Linked DNA regions of Homo sapiens: region 1 is linked to region 2. A link is an interaction called in ENCODE POLR2A ChIA-PET data of the cell type or tissue named here. Cell type or tissue: Panc1. All regions are shown on one strand. Links, peaks and the distances in the headings refer to the core of each region. The heading gives the core; the rest is flanking DNA. Region 1 overlaps VGLL4 (vestigial like family member 4). Region 2 overlaps ATG7 (autophagy related 7).

Evidence for each region. Peaks named below come from ENCODE experiments on the same cell type or tissue, not always from the same donor. Only the 100,000 strongest peaks of a DNase experiment are listed, where the experiment ranks them.
Region 1: POLR2A ChIA-PET joins it to region 2 with 18 read pairs; 9 of 35 experiments call an interaction of 5 or more read pairs at or near these places.

Annotation. Positions count from the first base shown.
Region 1 is chr3:11,636,413-11,641,792 of GRCh38, forward strand. All of the region lies in intron 1 of VGLL4 (vestigial like family member 4), which reads right to left. Among named protein-coding and RNA genes, the nearest start is that of VGLL4, 4.8 kb to the right of the region's middle. RefSeq lists an enhancer at 2,591-3,542. In Panc1, for the core only: no CTCF peak of the experiment used is centred there; no DNase peak of the experiment used is centred there; H3K4me3 peaks cover 4,597 bases; H3K27ac peaks cover 4,957 bases.
Region 2 is chr3:11,390,722-11,396,101 of GRCh38, forward strand. All of the region lies in intron 19 of ATG7 (autophagy related 7), which reads left to right. Among named protein-coding and RNA genes, the nearest start is that of ATG7, 120 kb to the left of the region's middle. In Panc1, for the core only: no CTCF peak of the experiment used is centred there; no DNase peak of the experiment used is centred there; H3K27ac peaks cover 2,962 bases.

The DNA.
Region 1 (5,380 bases), core at 193-5,192, 250 kb after region 2:
TCATTCACAATTTTAGATGGTGCATAATGCAGAGTATTGTTTTAGAAACGTGCTGCTCTCTAACAGCCATCTCTATACAATATAGGGTATTGTTTGGATACTGGAGCAATTTAAGCTTTTTCTATGTATCCAAAAGTCCCTGGATTAAGATCCAAAGAAACCTGGCACAGCAACAAAGTTGACTTGTAACACATCTCAGCCTTTAAGCAAATTGTTTATTAATGCAGCAGGAAAGTCGCTGTTCAGGCCCTAAGTAAGCTATGTATCTCCGGAAGTGTCCCCCATGTTGCATTCTCCAAAACTGTGCAGAATTTTCTCCTAGTTTTCCATTACACCAAGGATGGTGGGAGGGCTTCAACAGGTGATGAAGAATGTGAACAAAATACTAACTGAAAAAAAAGTTCTTCCCAAAGTATCACCAACTCTGTTTAATAAACAGTGGAGCTACAGATGAATGAGAAGGGAAGCTGGGACATATATTATCTGTATATAATGTCTGTATATCCCACAGCCAAGAGTTCTCACACTCAAAGAGACGCTGGCTTCACATGGAGAAAACAACCTCTCAGGATGTGTGCACTACTTTAAAAGATCTCACAAAAAAGATACAAAAGAAGGCATACAGGCATCTCCCTATACAGGGTAAAAAAAAAAAAAAAGCTAGAATTTGTTTAGAATTAGACACATGGTAGTAAAGGTATAAAGAAAAGCAAGTTACAACTGTGGTGAACTCTTGGGGCTGGGAGGGATCTGATCAAAAGATAATACCTGGAAGGGGCGATTTACTATTTCTTGACCTGGCCATAGTCACCGGGTTGTTCATTTCTCTAACCATAAAATACACATTTTTATACACTTTTCTGTATGTATATTTCATTATAAAACATGTTGAGAGATCGATCCCTAATACATTTCTTAGTAGAGTATAGGCATTCCATAAATGTTTAATAACAGAATGGATAACAAAATGGTACTAGTACTAAGTTTTCTCTAATCACTTACTAGATATATTTCAGTTTGTCATGTTTACAGACTTCTTTGCAAACAAAAGAGTGAAATATTAAGAGTTTGGAACGATCCTATGCATAGCAACACATTAAAGAGGACTTTTAAGAATAGATTCTCTATTTCATTTAGAGTAAATAAACATTCTTTCAACTAGTCATGATTCACATTGATAGGATTAAAACATTCTATACATAATACCTTGAAATTAAAACAATCAACAGAATTAAACAACAATGCAGAAAAGGCAAGACAGCAAAGCAAAGTGACAAAAATAATTCCTTCGAACTTACAGAACATGTAACATTCAGAAAGGAAAGGAGAGCAAATGAAGAAAGCAAAATCATTTTCAGGTCCTGCTTTTAAAAATAAGCAACCACGGTTAGGATTTTGTTGTGGAGTTGGGGGGTGGGAAATGACACATGAGTTCATTAAAAAATAAAAGACGGAGAGAAAACTGTTTTGGAATACAATGCAGAGCAAGTCTTAAAAAACAGTTGCCATGAGCTTCAATGTGCAATAATAAATACCACTAAATAGAAACCGCCACTGAATAAACGTCAGATACTTTGAGATGACAAAGATCGCCAGAAACATTCCCTGGTCCGACTGTTTTTATATATTTGTGTACATGCGTAAGTGCTAAATCTGGATCTAATTTCTTCCTGAAAAAATCCAGTTTTCTGCAACATCCTCACAGTCAGGGAGAACTAAGCTATATTGAGAAGTTTGGAATCTCCTCACGTGCCAAGGAGGATTGCTTTCTATCTTTACCGCATGTTTTAAAAAATCTTCACAGCAACACATCCAGGCACCCTAGGAATACAAGGCCACGCAGACAATAGGGAACGGAGGAAGGAGGGAGGAAGACAAACCTGGCCTCCAGAAGGAGCCAAGTGTAGGCTCCAAGAGATAAACAGCCAAGTACAATAATCTTTCGAGAAGCGGGCTGAGAAACAAGGGTGGGAGCTGGAAGGAAGGGTATAATCACACCTTCCTTCACAAACTGTAATTAGGAGAAAGACACCAGCCAGGCCAGCTCTCTCGCAGAGCTCCTGGGCTCACCTGGGCATGTTTTACTAACCAAGCTCCTCCTAGTTTCTTTCTCTCTCTCTCTGTCTCCCCCTTCCTCCCTAACCCCCACTGGCCCCCACTCCCTATCCTTTCCTGCAAGTAAAAAGCTAAAGTAAAATGACTTTCCACAGCAAAACAGTTACAGATGTTCTACCTCGGAATACATCCCAGATCAAGAGCTCGTCACTTGATATGCAGGGCTGGGGACCAGGAGAGGGTACGAAATGGCCCTGCGCTGTGGCCTTTTCACCTACCCAAGCCTCCTAAGTTTCCTGAAGGTTCTGAGCTCATTAGACAAAGAACAATGAAGCCAGGACTCCACTCAACCGCTGGTGGTTAGACTGGTGGAAAACAAAAGATCACAGGGTCTCACTGAACTCAGCAACTCTCCAGTGTGCGTCTTCCCTTCCATTCCAGAAAATTAATTTAAAAGTTGCCCGTGATGAAACAAGGGATAACTGTGCCTAAAACAATGAACCGTTCTAAAGCTTGAAGTCGGAATAATTCGCTCTTAAGCTTTGAGAGGATCACACTATGCAATGTATTCCTACTTTCTCCCAATATAAATCACGCTATTAAATTAAAAGGAGAGAATTCTTCCACCAAATTACACACTAATGGCTCTTAACCCATAATTAAAGTATCGCTACCAGCAGTGTAAAGCCCCAGCCAGCCAGGGCTCAGACCCAGGTCTCAGCCCCAGGGATGATGTCAGTGCAGCGACAGCGATCTTGAGGAAAGCCCGTGGTCTAACCTGTCCCTGTCCCTGCTCCCTGGGGACTGGCTCTGGAGCTGGCATCCACGCAGGCCTCCTCCTCTGCACAGGCAGACAAAAGGAAAGCAAGCCCAGTGCCAGAGCAGCACGAAGAGCACCTTCCAGCGAGGCCGGTCACTCAGAGGTGTCTCACCTACCCTTTCCCCAACATCACAACAGCCTCGGAATTTGGACCAGCAACTGGCTTCAGAGCAAGGAGAAGTGGGAGAGGCTCCACTGTGTGCTGTAATCCAGGGTGTTATCCCCGTGCTAGGCCGTGAGGGCACCCAGGACGGGGCATGACCCTAACATCACGGAGCTAATGAGGAGATAAGACATGAAATAAGCCCGGCGCGGTGGCTCACACCTGTAATCCCAGCACTTTGGAAGGCCAAGGCGGGCGGATTACCTGAGATCAGGAGTTTGAGACCAGCCTGGCCAACATGGTGAAACCCTACCTCTACCAAAAATACAAAAATTAGCTGGTCATGGTGCAGGGCACCTACTGTAATCCCAGCTACTAGTGAGGCTGAGGCAGGAAAATCACTTGAACCCGGGAGGCAGAGGTTGCAGTGAGTGGAGATGGCGCCACTGCACTCTAGTCTGGGCGACAGAGCAAGACTCCGTCTCAAAAGAAAAAAAAAAGACATGAAATAATTCTGGAGAGGCAGCACGGCATAGAAGATTCATAGAAGAGTCAAAACTCAATTCAATCCTGCCACAAACTTTCTAAATAAACTAAATCAACTCTCTGAAAAACAGAGTTTCCCTCTCTGAGCCTCACTTTCCTTGGTGAAAACAAGGCAAAGGTATTAGATGATGTCTGAGGCCCTGGATAGCTCTGCAATAATTAGATAGAGAATACAAGGCAGTATATAATCAAGTATTAAATTATACAGGAGCAACTACAGCTGCCATTGAGAGCTTGCACTGATTTTTTTTTGAGTCAGCCTTCATTCTAAACCACTTCCTGAAAGCCCACTCAGACCCTGTGCTAGGATTCAGGGATGCAGCGGTCACCAAGACAGAATGCTCTGCCTTCACGAGGCTTTCGCCAGTCTAGTAAGGTATTCTCAGGTGTTCAGAGGAGGGAAAAAATGAGGGCTGGGGTTGGCCTATGACCTTTGCATGGAGACAGAGGCAAAACTGGGCTTCAAGTGGGTATCATCTGAGCATTCAGTGGGGTGATGGACGCAGTGGTTAATTGCTGAGTACGGTAGTAATAAGCCATGAGGTTCTGAACACATAGCACAAGCCCAGTTCTACTAATCCGCTCATCATTAGTGAAGGGAATTAGTTAGCTTCCAGAAGTCAGCCAGACTTCGATTCTTCCGGCCCTCTCCCTAACGTCTCCTTCTCCCACCCCAAACCTGCTAATTGTGGTTAACTTTTTCCCTTTATTCTTTTCAGTTATTCTTGCAGACAACTATGGTGGAGGGCAGGAGCCAGGAAGCAGTTACCAAGGAGGGAGTCCACATCTAAGCAATATGGAGTCAGTCAGGAAGGAAGACCTTGTATGCTACAAGGTAAACGGCTAAAAAGATCGATTTGCGTATTAAGTCACAAGAGAGGTTTAAGAAAGACAGTACAGGCTGAGTGCGGTGGCTCATGCCTGTAATCCCAGCACTTTGGGAGGCTGAGGTGGGTGGATCACCTGAGGTCAGGAGTTTGAAACCAGCCTGCCCAACATGGTGAAACCCATCTCTATTAAAAATACAAAAATGGGCCGGGCATGGTGGCAGGCACCTGTAATCCCAGCTACTCAGGAGGCTGTGGCAGGAGAATGGCTTGAACCCGGGAGGCAGAGGTTGCAGTGAGCCAAGATCGCGCCATTGCACTCCAGCCTGGGGGACAAGAGCGAGACTTCATCACCAAAAAAAAAAAAAAAAAAAAGACCAGACACATGGTTTATTTTAGAGTAGAGCTATGTCTCATACAACTAAGGAATATGGTATAATTTAGCTGGTAAGAATAATTAACCATCCGCATCTTAATTTTTAAAACTAAAATGTCATAAAATTAATTTGTCCCTTATTCTTAAGGGGCATGAAACTTGACTGTGCCCTAAATGAAATCAAATGTTGCCTACCAACAGTACATTCCATTTTCCAAACAACTTCCCTGGAATGCTGGGGAGCTGATATGTTTAAAACGAATATTCTCCAAGTCCAAGTGTTGGATTTTAAAGAACCATAACCTTTCCAACTTTTCCTACAAAAAAATCCCGTGTGTGATTTATGCCCATCTTCAAAACACCCTCTGGAGTTCAGACCAGATGTGTGCAGTGTTTACACTGAGAAAACCACTAGGACATCAACAATTCACTATAAACACCACTCAAATTTTGCTGTGCTTTCCTTCATTTCCTCTGTATTTATTCTGGTGTTAAAATAATGTTAACTCTCATAATAAGGAAAATAGGAGCAGATGTTTAAACCAAACAGACTTCAGCCCATTATCCCATATAGCTACTCAATCTTCAAAATCAAAGTTTCTTCCTCCCAAATACCGAGAGAGAAGAGCAGAGCAGAGCACTCTAGTTTCCTG
Region 2 (5,380 bases), core at 262-5,261:
GAGAATGAGCAATTTGCAGGAAATTTTTAAAAAACTGCAAGTTAAAGTACTGCAAGGCTTAAAATGGCACATGGGTGTGAACAAATGAGAACGTTAGAAGGGAATTCAAAAGTATCCTATCTTTTGAGCTAAGAGCTGGCAGGACATTTTGATATGACTAGTGCAGCAGCAGTGAGCACTGGCTTTATCTGCTACCCACTAACCATGTGACCTTGAGCAAGTATCTCAAACTTTGAGCTTCAGTTTCCTCAGGTATGATGTAGTTGCAGTACCATAGCCATGAAGTTGGAATAAGAGCTCGTGTGATGGGTGTCATGTAGTTGGCACTGTCAGTGTTTTCCGTTGATCTTTTGTCTGAACAGAGATCAGGTGCCGTTCCCATTTCCTTTCCTGAATATACTCATTTTTGTCATTTACAGCCATAAAAAACTTTCCATCTTTAGAAGTTGACAAAAAAGGAGGGGAACAAAAAAGGGCCTGGCCTCAAGATGTGAGCAAATACTAATGTGCAAGTTTTTAGATTCTTTTTCTTTTTCTTTCCTTTTCCCTTTTCTTTTCATGACAGCTGTAAATCTAGGAGCTTAATTATTAACCTAAATGAAGCTGAGGTTTAATGTTCCCCGGAGCATGCACTGATGGGGAAGGATGAATTCTCATTTCCTGGAGGCTGAAGATCTGTGCAGGTGTCTGTGGCCAATGTTAAGCCTACGACTTTAGATGAGCTGGCATAAATCTTGGGAGAGTTTTCTTGTCTGTGTTCCCTCTGAATTTCTCTGTGCTGTTAGAGGCAGGGACAGAAGAGAACCAGCATGGCAGTGCTGGGCTCAGGGTGATGCCTGCCTGCCAGCACAGCGGTTCTTGTCCCTGTCCCACATTGCTTCTTGGAAGCCTTTTTACAGCCTCAATCATCTTGCTTTTTCTACCGCAGCTATAAATGGGTTGGAAGCCAGTGCAACATGGGCAGGGAGGACTTGGTTTAATCTTTTCAAGTGCTACAGCATTTCTCTGTTCCTTTGGCATCGTTTTATGGATGTTTTCCCAGTATCCCTTTCCAGTGTCTTATGAATTGGCTAGCAAGAGCGCTTCCCAGTCTATCAGATGGAGAGAGCATTAGGCTCAGAGAAATTACATGAAAGTCCAGGATTTCCAACTTCTTGTTCACTTTTCTACCATATTAATCATCTCTCAGACAGTGATGTGGTAGGATTCATATGCATAGAATTCCATTGTACTTATTGGGGGGGGGGTAATTTCACTTTAAATTTTTAGCAGCTTCGAGGACTTAATTGGTTAGGCTCCTTCAGGCTGTCTTTGGAAATCTTGTCCTTTGAAAAGGGAATGCTGATACCCAGAGGAATGTATTTCTTATGGTCATGTTTCAGACTGTAGCATCTTGAAAGTCATGTGGGCTAGAGCAACTTCTAGGTGTCCTTTAGCACAGATGCAGGCTGGGGGTTGAGAGTTTAAAAGCTTTTTCTCAAACTGTTTATGACAAACATAGTTCATCTCCCATTTTGGTTAATTCTCAGCTTAAGTATTTTAAGAAACATTTGGAGGGCAGGGACATGCAGCTGCTAAGAATCCAAGACAGTGCTGTTTTGAAAATGCAAATATTTCTGGTTTGCATTTACTTGAAGTAGGGTAGCTTTCTCCCATATATTCCCTTGAATACAGATATTCTTTAAATGACATCATTTTGAGTAGAATACAGAGTCCAGGTGGTTTTGGGGAAATCATTAAAAAAACAAACAAAAAAAACAAAACAAAACAAAAAAACAAAAGCTTAGGTATCATTGCATTCTAGGGGCCAAGAAACAGAACGATGGTATTTTTGGCAGGCACCCAGGCCCAGCAAAACCCACACCCCAAGGCTGTCTCTGTAGCTTCCTGTGGTTTTCCCACTGAAGAGAAACAGCCTTTCTCTTGGAGGGCCTGGGATGGCAAATATGTATATCAGCTTGATCAGAATCATAATATTCCGGCTTTGAGGTTATGTCCCAACAGGCTTCATTTAGGAAATTTGATGCACCACAATTGTTGCAAACTGAGCTGAACTGATTTTGTGGCTCCTAATGGTGCAAGTTTTTTGTTTGTTTGGTAGAAACTGGTAACGTCCTATATTAGAAGTTATGCTACCAGGTGATCTGTAACAATAAAGTCAAGTCTCAGACTAAATTTTGCCACAGATAAGAACATTAGCAAGCAGGCACAAAAGTTAGTCATTCAGCATGTTCCTGTGGACTGGGAAAAGCCCCAACCTGTCCTTTGGGTATGTATCTCACGTCAAAGTTTAGGTAGAAACAGATGCAGAAAAATTCTCAATACAGGACACATCTAAACTTTTCATTGGCGCAGGTGATGGAATCCTCTGTTAAGTGTCCAGACCCAGGACCAGAGTGCCACTGCAGAAAGTGTTAGGCTGCCTGGTTTGCCAGATTCTTATAACCCACGTATATATGCAAGGTTAGAGATCCCTGTACAGTATTTCCAGCCAACACATATATATATTGAATTCTATTGTTTTCATCGGAAAAATTATTTCTACCATCCTTTATACTTGTGAGGAAATCCTCTAGTATAGATTTCAAAGCTGTAGCTGATGCTTTTGTAATAGCCACACCTGGGGTATGCACTCCTGATTAGGGTACCTCAGATACTAACTAGCTACCCATAAGAGGAAGGGAGGGAGGGAGGGAGAAAGGGTTTGTGTGTCTTCCCACATACTTGCATGCATTCATACTGTGTATTCAGAAATATTTAAAAATAAATTACAGATAATAGGTATCTCTTTATTTGACCCTGGAAATATTATGTCTTGTATAATGTTGCCAGCCATTCATGAGTGACTTGAAATGTCAACTGACCTTTGGCCTGCCATGGTGTTTTAGTCAGAGCCATTGATGAATGGCTCACCATGGGGCAGAGAAGAGAGAAGAGAATGATAATTTTTGATAGTTTTGTAGGTTTTTTTTTTCTTTTATCTCAGTCTCATTCGGTTGCCCAGGCTGGAGTGCAGAGGTGCGATCTTGGCTCACTGCAACCTCCACCTCCAAGGTTCAAGGGATTCTCGTGCCTCACCCTCGCAAGTAGCTGGGAATACTGGTGCATGCCACCACACCAGGCTAATTGTTGTATATTTTGTAGAGATAGGGATTCGCCATGTTGCCTAGGCTGGTCTCAGACTCCTGAGCTCAAGCAGTCCTCCTCCCTTGGCCTCCCAAAGTGCTGGGATTACAGGCATAAGCCACCATGCCCGGCCAGCTTTGTAGGCTTTTTCAAGCTTTTTTGCATTCTTTCATTTGATATTCTGGTATTGTGGAGATGTTGTATCCCCCACTCAATTTTATACACAAATCGTTGTCCAGGGTCATAGAATGAGTAAATTACAGGAACTATAACTTGAACGAACTCTCATCCTTTATAGTTCCTCTGTACTATAAGGGCAAGTTACTACCAAGAAGAGCTATTACTATTCTTCAAAGAATACCATAGAACTTTTTCACCTTGGGGCAGTTATTGCCAAGGTAAGACCATGTACTAAGGATATATTATATAACAGAATGCTGGGAGATTTCTGTCTTAACTAGTGATAGGACAGGTGATTTAAACCAGCTCTCTTACTGAAGTCACCTTAAGAAACTGGATCAGTTGCTTCTAAAAATCTTCTTAAACATCAAATCACTATTATAAGGAGATTCTGAGTTGAGCTTTGAGAGAGAATGTAAGCACAGAGGAGCAAAGCCGTAGTATTAGGGCAATTTTTTGTTTTATGGCCATTTGCTGATCAGGAAAAGGAAGTTGAGAGCGTGAGCCACACCTTTAGTGTCCTTTCAAGGTGAAGGAGATAAAACTTGTAGTCTGGGTGCTTTCAAGCCTGAGAACCCTTATAAATCATTCTTGACTTTGGGTTGGAACTCTATCAAGAGATACACCTAGGAGTAAGGGTGAAGTGGGTGTAAACCATCCCTCACATTGGCTGTAACAATTTCACATTATTTAAGTGGCCCGGAAACCGTAAGGCTTCCTTGCATTAAGATAATTCTATTTAGCTAATGCCCATAGTTGCCAGGTAAAAGCAATGAAATCTTAGAGGGAAATATGATCCTAGTCCTAAAATTATTTATATAGATAATTTTGCTGTTACAATATCCAGCCACAGAGGTAACCAGGCACACAAGAAGAGAAGGTACCATAAGTGAGAGTTGGCAGAAGCAAAGACAAAAGAAATACAGACATACAGAGATTCTAGATATTGTACTTATTAGACATACACTATGAAATACTATTCTTACAGCATTAAAGGAAGTAAAAGCCCAAATTTTAGTTGTATTGGGGACTGGAAACTCTAAAATACGGCTTTCCAGATTTAAAAAACTGAAATCTAGAACTGAAAATTCAAAAACAAAATGAATAGGTGTATAGGCAATTATATACATCTAAAGAGCAAATTAGTGAAATGGAAAATAGGTTAGAAGAAACTTCAGAGTGAAGCACTGTATACACAAAGATGGAAAATATAAAAAAGGTAGAAGATAGAGTGAGAAAGTCTAACAGTCATAATTGGAAATCTAGAAAAAAAGAAATAATGGTTCTATAGCAACATTGAATGGGATTATAGATAAACTTTTTTTGAAACAAATGAAAAACCTGAAGCCTCAAATCCAAGAAGCCCAACAAATTTATAACAGTACAAATAAAACTAAATCCACACCAAGACCCATCATAATCAAACTTCAGAAAATGGAATATAAAGACATCTTAAAAGCAGTGGGGGATGGGGAAAAGACATTAACTTCTGAAGAATGATGGTCAGGCTTACAGTTGACTTGCAGAGTGTGAGCCACATGACAATGGAAATAACTTCTTTAGTGTGCTGAAGGAAAGAAACGCATCCCACAATTTTAAACCCAGCAGATAATACCGTTCAAGAATGAAAGGGCTGGGTGCAGTGGCTCACGCCTGTAATCCCAGCACTTTGGGAGGCCGAAGCGGGCAGATCACGAGGTCAGGAGATCGAGACCATCCTGGCTAACACGGTGAAACCCCGTCTCTACTAAAAATACAAAAAATTAGCCGGGCGTGGTGGTGGGCGCCTGTAGTCCCAGCTACTCGGGAGGCTGAGGCAGGAGAATGGCGTGAACCGAGGAGGCGGAGCTCGCAGTGAGCGGAGGTCACACCACTATACTCCAGCCTGGGCGACAGAGCGAGACTCTGTCTCAAAAAAAAAAAAAAAAAAAAAAAAAAGGTAGGGGGGGAAGAGTAAAAGTGAAGGTATTAAAGGTATTTTGTATAGACAAGAACAGAGTCCACCACTAGCATGTTTACACAAAAGGACTTTTATTGGGTCTTCTCCAAATAGGAGGAAGGTGATCCAAAACGT